Regions from separate parts of the Homo sapiens genome. Here region 2 is linked to region 1. A link is a contact called in ENCODE Hi-C or POLR2A ChIA-PET data. All regions are on one chromosome and are shown on one strand. Each heading gives the region's core, a stretch centred on a gene start or an enhancer-like site at or near the end of the contact. The rest is flanking DNA. Distances are from core to core; before and after follow the strand shown.

What was found. Hi-C counts contacts between places; a loop is a spot of excess contacts on that map. ChIA-PET counts read pairs that join two places held with the same protein, here RNA polymerase II (POLR2A). Pooled maps may share reads with other maps.
Region 2: a loop to region 1 is called in a map with no recorded cell type, with 7 times the contacts of the local background. The contact joins two enhancer-like sites. A Hi-C loop is called at or near these places in 1 of 37 single-sample maps with no recorded cell type and 1 of 50 pooled maps. POLR2A ChIA-PET finds 5 or more read pairs at or near these places in 1 of 52 experiments (H1).

The regions. Positions count from the first base shown.
Region 1 is chr1:199,398,981-199,401,602 of GRCh38, reverse strand. No RefSeq gene overlaps it. Among named protein-coding and RNA genes, the nearest start is that of LINC02789, 250 kb to the right of the region's middle. Within about 2 kb of position 1,327, at least 2 of the 41 ENCODE cell types and tissues checked have a DNase peak (open chromatin) inside an H3K27ac peak, as active enhancers do.
Region 2 is chr1:199,975,359-199,977,980 of GRCh38, reverse strand. No RefSeq gene overlaps it. Among named protein-coding and RNA genes, the nearest start is that of NR5A2, 51 kb to the left of the region's middle. Within about 2 kb of position 1,305, at least 3 of the 41 ENCODE cell types and tissues checked have a DNase peak (open chromatin) inside an H3K27ac peak, as active enhancers do.

The DNA.
Region 1 (2,622 bases), core at 78-2,577:
TTTTATTTCTTCATTGTTAAATGTTGTTGCTATTGGAAACATTACTTAAATAATTGTTGGTTTATTGCACAGGTTGGTTAAGGTCAAGGAGACTAAATCCTATCCTGGATTTCAGAGATAACAGAACATATCTGTTTTGATCAGGGAGGTACCATGTGTAAAAAGACGTTCTCTCTCTGGGATCATACCACTTTGCGATTTTAAGATCTTTAATATTTTATGCATTGTGCATTTGTCAGACAAGAAGATACTTTTCCCCATTAAAAAGACATTTCTATTGAGGAAATTGTAGGCCAAAATAACAGCTTATATTTCAGTTAGTAAAAGTTGACCAAAGCTATAAAAGTACAAAGTGTAATTCTACAAGGAATATAACAAATATAATTATAAACCATTAATTACTTTTTTATCTTGATTTTTATCTTTATATTGTGTATGGTCTTAAAAACAGTGATTTTGAAATTAAATATGTTTAAAATAATTATTTAAAGCAAACTATTCAATATTTAAGGCTGTTTTTAATTATTTGGCTTTCTGTGTTTAATTGCACAGTTCTCTAATTCTGCTCTCCATGAAAATGTAGTCCTAATTCCTTCCCCCCAACTCCCCTCCCCTCCCCCCTCCCCTCCCTCCCTCCCTCCCTCCCTGCCTTCCTTCCTTCCTTCCTTCCTTTGGAGACAGGGTCTCCCTCTGTCACCCAGGCTGAAGTGCAGTGGCACGATCATGGTATACTGCAGCCTCAAACTCCTGGGCTCAAGCAATTCTTTCTCCTCAGCCTCCCAAGGAGCTGGGACTGCAAGTACACACCACCATACCACAGGGTTATTTTACATTTTTTCTAGAGACAGGGTCTTGCATTATTGCTCCAGCTTATTCCAAACTCCTGGCTTCAAGTAATCCTCCTGCCTCAGCCTCCCAAAGTATTGGTATTATAGGCATGAACCACTGCACTCAGCTTGTAATCACAATTTCTTATTTTGTCCTTCACAGGATATATAGTTCCACTTTCTAATTTCACCACAAGGTGAGGGTTCATGAAAGGGAATTGGGTAGAAAAACTAGTTATGACAAAGAAAAAGAGGAAGGAAAACAAAAGAAGTGCTTTATGTTTCTCACACTCACTCTTCCTCTGCTTACATCCTTAAAACTCAAGTCTTTTCCTCCTTAGTTTAAAATCCCCTGGAACGAAACAGTGGAGGTTTTATAGCTTAGTCTATTGAATTGGCCCTAACTCATTCTCTGAAGGTAGATGGACAACACAACAATAATAAAACCCTGAGAAAATCACACACACACACACACACACACATACACACACACACACAAACAACAGAGGCACACAAGGCTGGCTGACTACTTTGGTTATTAGAGCAGGCCTGGGTGGGTAAACATAGATAGTCAGAAGCAAAAGGTAGAGAATCGGAGAAAGAGGAACATCCTGAGAATTACACAGGAAACATATTCTGGGCACTCACAGACAACTCTGCCTTGAGGGCTTGTTCTGTCATCAACTTTTCGTTTCCTTCATACCCTTTATCTATCTTACTTCCTATCTTTATTGATGTCAACAAAAAGAGCCAAACTGTAAAATATTTGAAGAGATTTCTTCTGAGCCAAATATGAGTGACCAATGGTCCTCAGGAGATTCTGAGAACATGTGCTGAAGGTGGTCAGGTACAGCTTGGTTTTATACATTTTAAGGAGACATCAAACACCAAGCAAAACATGTAAGATGTACCTTAGTTCAGTCTGGAAAGGCAGGACAACTGAAAGTGGGGGTTTCCATGTCATAGGCAGATTCAAAGATTTTCTGATTGGCAATTGGTTGAAAGAATTATTTATCAATACAAAGGAGTGTCTGGGTTATGATAAGGGATTGTGGATACCAAAGTTGTTTTTTAATTTGAAACAGAGTTTTGCTCTGTTGCCCAGGCTGGAGTGCTGTGGTGCGATCTCAGCTCACTTCAAGCTTCGCCTCCCAGGTTCACACCATTCTCCTGGCTCAGCCTCCCAAGAAGCTGGGACTACAGGTGCCCGCCACCACGCCTGGCTAATTTTTTTGTATTTTTAGTAGAGATGGGTTTCACTGTGTTAGCCAGGATGGTCTCAATCTCCTGACCTCGTGATCTGCCTGTCTCAGCCTCCCAAAGTGCTGGGATTACAGGCGTGAGCCACCACGCCCAGCTGTGAATACCAAAGTTTCATCATGCAGTTGAGCCTCCAGGTAGCAGCCTTCAGAGAATAGATCATAAATATTTTTTAGCAGACTTAAACAGTCATGTTCTATCAGTAATTCCAAAAGGGAGGAGGGTATAATGAGGCATGTCTGGCTCCCCTCTTCCCATCGTGGCTTGAACTAGTTTTCAGGTTAGCTTTGGAATGCTCTTAGCTGAGAGGAGGGGTCCATTTATGTGGTAGGGGAGCCCTTAGACTTTTATTTTTGGTTTACATTGATAAAGTATTTCCCTAGACCAGGGAAGACAGAGTTCCTGGCTCCTATTGGTTGGAAGGGAGGAAGAAGTAGAGGGTCTAACTACTATTCGCCACAATGATTCTAAGGGCAAGTGCTTCATGGGTTCCAACTAATCACCTACAAATAACTTAAGAACAAAACTATTTCTG
Region 2 (2,622 bases), core at 56-2,555, 580 kb before region 1:
CTTGGCTTCCCAAAGTGCTGGGATTACAGGTGTGAGCCACCACACCTGGCCTTGAAAATTCCCCAATTATTGAGGAAGGAGAAAAAAATCTTTTGCTCACTGTCAGTAGAAAAGAAGCTGCTTCTAGCCAGATTTACACATACAAAGTAAAGTCAAGAATTTAAGGAACTGAAAGATTAACGTTCTCTTGAAACAGATATTTGAGGTCAAAGTGGTTTGTTTTTTTTTTTTTGCATCTGAATTCTCTAGTTAATTGCCACAATACTTGCTTTTAACTTGCTTATGGGGGATTTAACCCATTAAAATGGAGCAGCCAGGCGCGGTGGCTCACACCAGTAATCCCAGCACTTTGGAAGGCTGAGGCAGGAGTTTGAGATCAGCCTGGCCAACATGGTGAAGCCCCGTCTCTACTAAAGATACAAAAAAATTAGCCAGGTGTGGTTGTGGGCACCTGTAATTCCAGCTCTTTGAGAGGTTGAGGCAGGAGAATCGCTTGAACCCGGGAGGTGGAGGTTGCAGTGAGCTGAGATTGCGCCATTGCACTCCAGCCTGGGCAGCAAGAGCAAAACTCCGTCTCAAAAAAAAAAAAAAAAAAAGAAGCAATTGAGAAATGGTCTTCAGACTTCAGGCACTGTAGGCCCGCTGCCTCGGGTTACTCAGGTCCTGCATTTGCTCATTAGATCACAAATATTTACTGGGCACCCACCTCCTGCCAGGCACTGTCTGAGACCTGGTCCTGCAGCAGGGAACTAGACAAACTAGGTGCTTGCTCTCGTGGGATTTATATTCAAGTGGGATAGAGAGCAAAAAGAAAGAATCAAGATTTTTAGAAGCGTGTGGTTATTATCAGATGGGTGGTTACATCACTGTGGAAGGCAGGCGTGTGGATCTTGCTTTAGAAGGAGTGGTCAGGGAAGGCCCCACCAGGGAGCTTCAGTGAGAAGCAGCTGGCTATGTAAATATGTGGGGAAAACTGGGTTTCAGGCAGAGGGAACACTAAATGTAAAAGATCCTGATTCCGGAAAGGTTGGCTGTGTCATCTACTGGATTTCCTCGATTTTACTCAATCTCCTGTTTGTTAATCTAGGCAGATACTATATACAATTATCTGGGGAGTAGCCATTATTAGCCATAGTCCTTGGAGATGAAAAAGGACTTTGCCTTCTTCCATTACTCTGCATAGATGTCAGTCTCATCTAAGAGATCGTGGGAGGGGAAAGCTTTTAAGAGGGCCTGACAGCCTTAAGGAGCACAGTTTGATTTTCCTTGAGTGTGCTAATGTTAGCACAAATACTGGCTGTGCTGCCAGCATATTTCCACACACGTGGCTACAGGGATGATGGAGGTAGTCATTTATTGATTTGAGTTAGTTGCAACATTGTTTCCTTTTAACTAGAAAACTCATGTTCTGACAATTTCTTTCCGGGAGTTCCCTAGGGAGGGAATTTTTATGAGAATTATCTTCTGTCTTGATTTCTTACAGGTTGATGCTCAGGAAAGCAGTCAAATTGACTAGGTGGTTCACATTCTGCACTGGGTAATTTTAAATGGGACTAATGAACAAACAAAATAGATTTTTTAATTTTAATGTTTATTATTATTATTATTATTATTATTATTATTTGAGACGGAGTCTCGCTCTGTCTCCCAGGCTAGAGTGCAGTGGCGCGATCTTGGCTCACTGCAACCTCCGCCTCCCAGGTTCAAGCGATTCTCCTGCCTCAGCCTCCCTAGTAGCTGGTACTACAGGCGCGTGCCGCCACGCCCGGCTAATTTTTTGTATTTTTAGTAGAGACGGGGTTTCATCATGTTAGGCAGGATGGTCTCGATCTCCTGACCTCGTGGTCCACCCACTTCAGCCTCCCAAAGTGCTGGGATTACAGGCGTGAGCCACCGCGCCGGGCTACAAAATAGATTTTTTTAAAAAAACAGATCACTTATTTCTAACTAACCCTTGGGAATGCTCAGATTTCTAGGCTTTGTTTTATTTATTTATTTTTTAAGTTAATTTTTTTTTTTTTTTTGAGATGGAGTCTCCCTCGGCTCACTGCAACCTCTGCCTCCTGGGTTCCAGAGATTCCTGTGTCTCAGCCTCAGGAGTAGTTGGGATTGCAGGCGTAAACCATCGTGCCTGGCTTTGGATTTCCAGCCTTTGAATGGATCATTTTGCATACTCATAGTGTTGAAGAACATTAAATTTGCCTCATGCGTGCAGACTTTTTCTTCTTTGCATTTGAATGAATACTTTCAATAATACCTAGCAGTAAAGGGCCCTCAATAAAATAAACATCAGCTGAATAAATTAATGGTAGAAAAATCTAAAAGACAGCCTTCCTCTAACTCCTCCTCTATGTGATTTTCTCCTTTGAGAAAGACAACCCTGAGAGAATTCTGACTGACTCACAGAGGTGGCCTACTATAGACTGCTTTTCTCCTTTTTTTCTTTCTTTCTTTTTTTTTTTTTTGTTTTTTGAGATGGAGTCTCACTCGGTCGCCCAGGCTGCAGTGCAGCGGCGCAATCTTGGCTCACTGCAACCTCCGCCTCCTGGGTTCAAGCAATTCTCTGCCTCAGCCCCCAAGCAGCTGGGATTACAGGCGTCTGCAACCATGTTTTTTCTTTTC